Regions from separate parts of the Mus musculus genome. Here region 2 is linked to region 1. Evidence: chromatin contacts called from ENCODE Hi-C or POLR2A ChIA-PET data. All regions are on one chromosome and are shown on one strand. The core of a region is the stretch at or near the end of the contact, and the rest is flanking DNA. Distances in the headings are between cores, read along the strand shown. Region 1 holds the start of Zfp7 (zinc finger protein 7). Region 2 holds the start of Zfp647 (zinc finger protein 647).

Region 1 (5,004 bases), core at 137-2,636:
ACACACACACATACATGGCACACACATATACACATATATTATACACACATACACACATGGCACACACATATACACATATACCACACACATACACACATACACGGCACAGACACATACACATATACCACACACACACACACACACACACACAAATAGCACATACACAGCATAGACATTTACACATACATGCACAAACCACAAACATACACACACTCAAGGCACAGACACACACACACACACGCATGTGAATGTGCATACACACTCTCTCCTTTCTCATAGCTCCCTCTTTGCCACTTTCCAAGGACTATATCCTCTCCCCTCACACCCGCTCAGTAGTGCAGATACAATAGGCCCTCTATCCTCCTTGAAACATTTTCTTTATCACCAGTGACTCCATCCTTCACTTAGTTCTGCCAACCTCCCTCTCTCTATGCTAGTGTTTCCTTGTTACTAGAATCTAAAGGCCTAGGCTCTCTGACAGTTGAAGAACATGTTAGGGCAAGGAGAATTGACAGGAAAAAAATCAGGTTTATTCAGTAGCTGGCATTCTTTTTTTTTTTTTTTTTTCTTCGAGACAGGGTTTCTCTGTGTAGCCCTGGCTGTCCTGGAACTCACTCTGTAGACCAGGCTGGCCTCGAACTCAGAAATCCGCTTGCCTCTCCCTCCCAAGTGCTGGGATCAAAGGCATGTGCCACCACTGCCCGGCTAGTAGCTGGCATTCTTGAGAAGTTAAGATGTACTTTCTCCTCAAGACTCTTTTTTTTGTTTGTTTGTTTGTTTTTTCGAGACAGGGTTTCTCTGTGTAGCCCTGGCTGTCCTGGAATTCACTTTGTAGACCAGGCTGGCCTCAAACTCAGAAATCCTCCTGCCTCTGCCTCCCAGGTGCTGGGATTAAAGGCGTACGCCACCACCGCCCAGCTTTTTTTTTTTTTTTTTTTTTGGTTTCTTGAGACAGGGTTTCTCTGTGTAGCCCTGGCTGTCCTGGAACTCACTTTGTAGACCAGGCTGGCCTCGAACCCATAAATCCACCTGCCTCTGCCTCCTGAGTGCTGGGATTAAAGGTGTGCGCCACCACACCCGGCTTCTCCTCAAGACTCTTATCATTAAGGTTCAGGGACCCAAAGGGATTTTTGGTAAGGGAAAGCCTTTGGTAAAGCTTTTTGGGGTTGGTAGTGAGACTGTGGTTGGGTAGGCTCTTTCTCATCAGAAATGCATCCTCTGGCCCCGCCTCCTGGTCGTGCCTGGCCTTCGGTGACCTTCAGCCACACTTCCCGGCCCTGCCTCTCAGTCTCTAGCCCAGCCCTTTATGGGCCGTGACAACTTCTGGCCCCGCCCCCACCCCTGTAACCTGGCGGGGGGCGGAGTTAGAGAACAAACGGGGCGCGCTGGCCAGCGAGCGGAAGTCGCCCGGGTGGGGCACAGTGGGATAAGCTTGCAAAGCCCTTTCCGGTGGCTCTCTTGTTGGGATCCACCACGCGCCGGGGCAGGTGAGTAGGCGCAGTCGCTTTCCTTGTTTTTAGGGCAAGGGACACTTGGCTTTTACTCCCCAAAAGGATGGAAGGCGTGGGCGGCTCGGTGCTGTTGTGAATGCCTGGCCGAAGACGTGATCCCAGCGGAGTAGAATAGCCGAGCATCCCAGCTCTTCTAGCCTGCTCCCGGGCTCCAGTGTTGAACCTGAGCAAGGCTGCTTCCCTCCAGGCCTGGGGCTGGGTGCAACCTCCCTCATTCCTCGTGAGTAATCACTTTCTGGGACTATCTCTTCTCTCATTTCTGCACCTGAATGACCTGGAGTCGGTCACGCCTGCGGACTCAGAAGGCATCTCAGGATTTGCTCTTCTGTATCTGAGACCGCGATTTCCCATTGGTAGTCCAAATGCTGGGGTCTGAGAGGAGAATTCTTTTCTAGTGTTCACTGCTAATTGGCCAGTCTAGCCAGTGGCCAGATACCTGGGCCAAAAGCTACCTGGGAAAGTAGCTTCCTCTCTCCCATTTTGACCTGAAGGTGGGTGTTTGTGTGTGCAAGGAGGGGCCCAAGGGCTTTGGTTTAGCAGAAGGGGACTTCTCGAATCCTTTTTTGTCGTCATCCTTGTGACTTAGGGCAGCTGTAGCTCGTTCTGGAATTTAGGTACAGGTGAACAGGGATTGTTTTCCTTCTGAAGGCCTTTTTTTCTTTTTCCTGGACCTGACTGCTACTGCCTCCAGTTAACTCTTCCTTATCTTCTCTCCTTTGGCTCACACACTGGCTCACTTGGTCCCATTTTCAGATCCTGAAGTGCGTTTCCTACCTCAGCCACCAGCTTGGCCTAGGTCCCTGGGGGAAGGCATCCTTTAAACTTTACCAGCGTTTCTCATTTAAACACTTTACTAGTCCCCCCGTACTTCAGCACTGTTGTTGATGTGATCTTAGTTGTCCTTTCTACTAGATGTCCCATGAAGTCTCCCTCGTTGTTCAGTTGAATGTGTGGCCTATGGCAGCCATTTATTTATTTATTCATTCATTCATTCATTTATTTTTTGGTTTATCGAGACAGGATTTCTCTGAGTAGCATTAACTGTCCTGGAACTCATTCTGTAGATTAGGCTGGCTTCGAACTCAGAGACTAAAGGTGTGTTTTATACACACACACACACAACACACACACACACACACCTGCCGCAGCTGTACATCATGGCTCCAGCCCTTACTCCCACACAACACAGACAAGAAGGCTCAGGAGCTGATATTCAAATATCAGCCTTTGCCCAGTCTGGTGTGTCTGTGCGTCTGGCTTGGGTGGTAAAGAAGCAGTGGGGTACAGAGCCCCTCCAGTCACCCTGGGAACTGGGGAGCTTCCTCCCCTCTGACCTCTGATCTCGTTATGATTTCTCACAGGTGTCTGACTCAGGACAAGCGGATCCCACCCTCCAGATCTCATGGTAGGGAGCCTGGCTGCTGCCTGTATTCCCTCTCCACTCCTGTCAAGCCCCCACATCCTACCCTTTCCACTGGGCCTGATCGCATACCTAGCTTTGACCCTTACTGTGGCTCTGGCCAGGCTGGTCCCTGAGGGGGTGAATAAATGTCCGCCCAGACCAGAGTTTAGCTGTGTCTGTTCAGTGGGGAGGGGCATAAGGTCACTCCTTTGGATTAAGTCCCTTCTTTTCTCATAAGGTTTAAGAGCCAAAAGGATCCAGTCCTGCTGGAGGTATACCATACCTGTTTGAGGTATACCATATTATAGGGATGTTGGTGTGTGTCCTTACAGGAGGCGGTGACCTTTGGCGACGTGGCTGTGCACTTCTCTCGAGAGGAGTGGCAGTGTCTGGATTCTGGTCAGAGGGCCCTCTACAAGGAGGTGATGCTGGAGAACCACAGCAGCGTGGCAGGACTAGGTGAGGCTCCCCCCCCACCCCCCAGGTCTGCTCCAAACCCCGGGCACGTGTCAGAGACGGGGGTGGGTGGGGGGGTGGGGGGGTGGGTGTGTGTGTGTGTGTGTGTGGTGCTAACTGCTTGGGCCTTGGGGGCTAAACCTTGAATCTGAGTTTGCCAGGCTAGCTCCAGGCTTTACACACATCACCTAGGTGATAGAGCCCTAGGTAAGTGGACCTCTGGGAACCGGTCAGACCGGTTTCTCCCATGCTGTTAAATTATCAGGTGAGAACTGGAACCCATACTTGAAGTAATAGCTTAAACAAAACAACAACAACCAAGAAAGAAAGAAAGAAAGAGAGAGAGGGAGGGAGGGAGGGAGGGAGGGAGGGAGGGAGGGGAAGGAAGGAAGGAAGGAAGGAAGGAAGGAAGGAAGGAAAAGAAAGATCCTTGTTAGTGTGAGGAATCTCCAGGGAAACCTGTTCTGGAACCAGTGACACCTCTGTCAATGCTTTCAGTCTGCCTTGCCATCAGACTTGACTCCTGTTCTTGCTACCTTCCCTGCAGGCTGCTCTAGCGCAGGCAGCTTTGTATTTTGCTTCACCTTTGTGGTAGAATGGAATGTCTTACTTGCTGGCAGCTGTGCATCTCACCTGTTACTGAGTCGCCTTCAGAGTTGACCCCACATGATGGTGGTACCTACAACAGGAGAGAGTGTCCTGGGTTCTTGAGGATGCCTGGGCTAGTGGATCAGGAGAGGGGAGGTAGGGATGGGGTGTAGTTGGTTTACCGGGTACCTCTCTCAGCATTAGAGCAGGCCTGTAACCATTCATCCAATCCAGCCTGGCAAAATCCAGTTTTGTGAGGTTTTGTCAGTAGGGTGTAGTAAGAGCTGGAGGATATGCAGGTCAATGGTAGAGCCTCACATTTAAAGCTGTCAGTGCCTAGCACCACAGAGAGCAAAAAGGAAGCAAGAAGACAAACCAAACAGGCTAGGCATGGTGTGCACGCCTTTAATCCCTGCACTCCTGAGGCAGAGGCAGGCTGATTTCTGAGTTCCAGGACAGCCTGGTCTACAAAGTGAGTTCCAGGACAGCCAGGGCTACACAGAGAAACCCTGTCTCAAAAAACAAAAAAACAACAAAAAAAAAAACAACAACAAAAAAAGAAAACAACATCAAAACCAAAACAACAACAACAAAGAAAGTAAAACAACTTAAGATCCTTTTGTTTGTTTGTTTGTTTGTCTGACTGGTTTTTGAGGGTTCGGGCGTCCTTCCTGTCCTGTCCTGTCCCTGGTTGTTACTGTGTGAGTTCTAGAATCATGTCTCTGTGCAGCTCCTTTGCTTTCTTCTTCAGTGGTTGCTGTAACTAATTGACTTGTGGTGTTTAGGTGTTTAATATATCTTGTGTTAGATTCACCAGAACCAAAATGACCTGTTGTAAATACAGCACCTGAAATACACACCTTAGAATTTTTATATATATTTTATTTTACACACACACACACACATATATATATATAAATATATATATATATATATATATATACATATACATATACATACACATACATATACATATGTAAACCCATATAAACCCAGCTACTGAGTTTCATAAGGAGCTCTGCTGGTCTTTCCCTGCAGTTGCTGCTT
Region 2 (4,610 bases), core at 1,738-4,237, 46 kb after region 1:
GAAACTGCATACCAGAATTGCCCTCGTTTGCATAGCGAGAAGCTGCAGACAAAGTGACTTACCCTCTCTACCCATGACCATCCCTGACCAGTCTGGCAGCCCACAGCCCACAGTATACTCAGGCAGTTCTCTATCTGCCGTGTTCCTGTGCACTTTGTGGTATACTAAACAAATCTATTTTTGTTTTAAAGACTGGGTGAGGGCTGGCGAGATGGCTCAGTGGTTAAGAGCGCCGACTGCTCTTCCGAAGGTCCCAAGTTCAAATCCCAGCAACCACATGGTGGCTCACAACCATCTGTAATGAAATCTGATGCCCTCTTCTGGAGTGTCTGAAGACAGCTACAGTGTACTTACATATAATAAATAAATAAATCTTAAAAAAAAAAAAAAAGACTGGGTGAGTTCACCAAACAAAACTCCACATCCACACCTCAAGTCCAACCAAATTAACCAACCAAATTAACCAACCAATAAGAAACCTAATGTATGCTGGGCAGTAGTGGCACACGCCTTTAACCCCAGCACTTGGGAAGCAGAAACAGGTGAATCTCTGTGAGTTTGACACCAGACATCTATCTCTACAGAGATAGATGTCTTCCAGGCTAGCCAAGGCTACACAGAGAAACCCTGTCTCAAAAAGCTAGCAACCAACCACACAACTGAACAAAAAACCCTTATGCACATCAAAACCACCTGAAACTCCCAAAATAGGGGCAGAGACAATGGCTGTCCTTCTAGAGACTCTGGGTTCAATTCCCAGCACCTACATGGAGGCTCACAGCCATCTGTCACTCCAGTTCCAGGATATCTGACGCCCTCTGCTGGTCTCCTCAGGAACTGTACACATGTGGTACATAGACATGCACACAAGCAAAACATCTGTACACACAAAATAAAATAGACACATCTGAGAACCACAAGATTCCTCCCCAAATAGGCCCGAGCACAGGGAAGAATTTAGTGTAAGACACCGGTGCGTTTTCAAGTAAGCAAAAAGATAAAGTATCCAACAGATACTGTTAGTGGGGACGATTGAGGGGGAGAGGAGAGAAGCTGGATTCTAATTTCATCCCTTATCTACATAAATTCCATATAGAATCAGTACTCTACAAGTACCAGACAAAATCGGATTATTTAGAAAAATAATCTTGAAGTAAGGAAGCCCCTTAAAACACAGCAAGAAGCCAAAATACTGTAATGGGAAATATTTTGCCCATAAAACAAAACCAATACCAAGATCCTTCTAGTTGTAAAATAAGTAAATAAAATCAAAGAAGACACTTTCTCAATGGAGTAAAAAACAGACAAACAAACAAGAAAGCAAAAAAAAAAAAAAAAAAAAAACCCATAGGGAAGTGTGTTTTTAACATACAGAAAAAGAATACAAGCTGGTGGTCAATCTGACCAGGAATGCAAACAGCTAAAAGACAAACGCAGAGGTGGAAATTGAAACATCTGTATGGCAAGAAAGCCCCAGGGACTGGTCACCTATATGGTGGTAAGGTGGCTTATTAGCTCTAACCTGTTAGTCCCATTCCACTTCTCTGTGTCCCCTACAAGGAAATCCCCAGTGTGCAAAATATCAGAACTAATGTCCACCCAGCTTTAAGTATCTCTATAGTGGAGCTCAGGGGAACCTTCCTTTTATGTTAGTGACAGGAATGTCCACACGCATTAGTAGGAGTGCCTGATTCCAATCATTCTAGAGAGCTCCACAGGAAACTGCTTCTAGTGTCACTATGCATTCACTATGTCAGGATGCTAGGCAGAGTAACATTTAAAAGAACTACTGTGGGCTGGGGAGATGGGCCAGTGGGCATGACATCCAATGTCCTTCTCTGGCCTTAGAGAATACAGCTGTGCCCATACTTCATCGCCCACATACAAGGGAGCTATTATTGTATACAATTTTCCTGTGTGTGCGTGCGTACCTACACATCAGCAAGCACATAGAGGCCAGCAGACAACCTTAGGTGTTATTCCTTAGAAACCTTTCACCATTGGGGGGGGGGGGGGCGGGGGCGGGGAAATACGGTCTCTTACTGGCCTGGAACTCACCAAGTAAGCTACTAAGCGGCAGAGATGGGGATGGCAGCACTCATCAGCACATCCAGATTCAGGTGTCTAACTGAGCCATACATGTGGAGGCTGGAGGGATGGCTCAGCGGTTAAGAGCACACGTTTTTTTCCCCCGTCTAGGACCCACACTTGATTCCCAGCACCCACATGGCGGCTCACAGCCAATTCCAGGGAACCCGATGCCCTCTTCTGGCCTCCGTTGGCACCAGGCATGCACATGATATACAGTACAGATACACACGCAGGCAAAGCACATAAATACATATAAAAAAATTAAACAAGAAAATGCCACGTTAGAGAAGTTGTCATCCATTAAAAGGGGCCTTTGCAAAGTAACAAGAGAGCAACAGCAGAAAAATAAAACAAATCCAAGAAGAAGCTGGGCTAATGGGGAGCAGAGCGGAGCACCTTCAGTTTGACAAGAAATGTCCTTCGCTGCTGAGGATGCATGGGACTTAAAATGCTGTATGGTGGCCCTGACTGTAGTCCGGGTTATGGGAGAGGATCGTGCGAACCCAGGACTTCCAGGGCAGTCTGGGACGCGGTTATTTCACCAGACAAAACCTCATCCACTGCCCAAGCCAAACCAAATTAACCAACCAGTAGGAAACCGTATGCACATCAGAACCGTCTGAACTCCGGACCGGGCTAGCGGGAGCCACCGCGAAGGGTCCCGGGGAGGGGCCTGGAGGGTTCGAGGGACCGGAGGGTGCAGCCTGGGTCAGCAGCCCGGCCGCAGCCATCCATCGGGGGGAAGGGCTGGCATACGCGAGGGCGCGGAGCTTTGGGTGCGGATGAAGGAGAGGGTCCCGCGCAGCCGACAGAGCGCCACTCACCATCTGCCGCAACCTCTCGCCCTGTGGCGGCAGCTTCGGCTCCCTAAGACAAAGGGGCCGTCCCGCCCCGTCTGCGCAGTCGTCAATCTCAGGGGACCCCGCCCCTAGGTCCCCACCCCCAACCCCCACCCCAAGTCCCGGACCGGGACGCGGGAGGATCGGATGGCCGTCCGCCTCCAGCTCTTCTTGCAGGACTTGATGCCCTGCGCCCCGGGGCCACCGAGAGCGTAGGCCTCCGCTGTGCCTAGAGAGACCGCGTGCTGACCCGGACCGCGCCTGCTCTTTGAGGCTGTAGCGGAAGCGGCGGCCGCAGTCCCTACAAATCCGAGTGCCTCCCGGCCTCGCCCCCTCCCTGCCGCCCCTCTTCTCCCGAGGGCCTTCGGTCACTTCCGCCAAGATCTGTGCTTGCCCTCTAGCGATTTCCCTGGTGGCCAGGCAGCCTGGACCACTGGTCTCGAGACCCATCAGGCTGACTCGGGCTGCTTGGGTTTAGTTTACAGTGTAGTGTGTGTTCAACTTCTTAAGGGACGGCCAGTCTGTCTTGTGTCCTCATCAACACATTCCCTAGACTAGCAGTGTATGACAGTTCCAATTGTTGTTTGTATTTGCCCACACTTGGTGTAAGCAGGCTTTTAGAAATTTAGTTATTCGGGGCTGGAGAGAGGCTCAGCGGTTAAGAGCATTAACTGCTCTTCTAGAGGTCCTGAGTTCAATTCCCAGCAACCTCATGGTGGCTCACAACCATCTGTAATGGGATCTGATGCCCTCTGCTGGTGTGTCTGAAGACAACTACAGTGTACTCACATACATGAAATAAATCTTTAAAAAAAATTGAGTTATTCCAGGGCTAGAGGAATGTACAACAGACTGGGTGTTTGACAAACGTGCACGAGGCTGAGTTTAATCACTCGTATCCATGTGAAAAGGCTGGGTGTAATAGTGCTTGCTTAGAACCCCAGCACAGGGGAGGCGGAACAAGGCCGAGCTGTGTAGGGCTCTCTGGCCAGCCAGTCTAGAGTCACTGGCAAGCTTCAGGTTCTGACCTGTTGAGAAGCCCTTTCAAAAGATAAAACAACAAAATACCGTGGTGCGCAGCTCCTCAGACTGACCCTTAGTGGCCCTGTATGCACACATATTCTCTGCTGGAAATTAAAGTCAGGGACTCTAGTATAAGCATATAGTATCTCAGTAGCACTCGATCCTACCCTCCGTTATGGCTTCAATTTTTATTTCTCTAATTGTAGTGGTTACGTGTCTTCTGTTACAAAATACTGGCAGAGGCAGAGGAGGCAGAGGCAGAGTCAGAGGGCCAATCTCTGTGAGTTTGGGGCCAGCCTGGTCTATAGAACAAATTCCAGGACAGCTGAGGCTACACACAAAGCATGGGGCTGGAGGAGGAAATGTCTGGGAGATAGGGAGCAAGAACAGCTCTTGTGGATCAGGGTGATGGAGCCTCCAGGTTTTTGTTCTTGGATTTTTAAAGTGTGTGTGCCCCAGAGGGGGCCAGGTTTTTTTGTTTTTGTTTTTTCGAGACAGGATTTCTCTGTATATCACTGGCTGTCCTGGAACTCACTTTGTAGACCAGGCTGACCTCGAACTCAGAAATCCACCTGCCTCTGCCTCCCAAGTGCCTGGCTGTTTTTTTTTTTTTTAAAGATTTATTATTTATTATATATAAGTACACTGTAGCTGTCT

What was found. Hi-C counts contacts between places; a loop is a spot of excess contacts on that map. ChIA-PET counts read pairs that join two places held with the same protein, here RNA polymerase II (POLR2A).
Region 2: POLR2A ChIA-PET joins it to region 1 with 22 read pairs in embryonic stem cell. The contact joins the promoter of Zfp647 here to the promoter of Zfp7 in region 1. A Hi-C loop is called at or near these places in 1 of 37 maps with a recorded cell type or tissue (Patski). POLR2A ChIA-PET finds 5 or more read pairs at or near these places in 4 of 5 experiments (Patski and embryonic stem cell).

The regions. Positions count from the first base shown.
Region 1 is chr15:76,877,867-76,882,870 of GRCm38, forward strand. It overlaps Zfp7 (zinc finger protein 7), which reads left to right and starts at 1,387. Exons shown (of 5, transcript NM_145916.3): 1 at 1,387-1,487; 2 at 2,873-2,916; 3 at 3,246-3,372. The coding sequence starts at 2,914.
Region 2 is chr15:76,922,461-76,927,070 of GRCm38, forward strand. It overlaps Zfp647 (zinc finger protein 647), which reads right to left and starts at 2,988. Exons shown (of 5, transcript NM_172817.3): 1 at 2,916-2,988.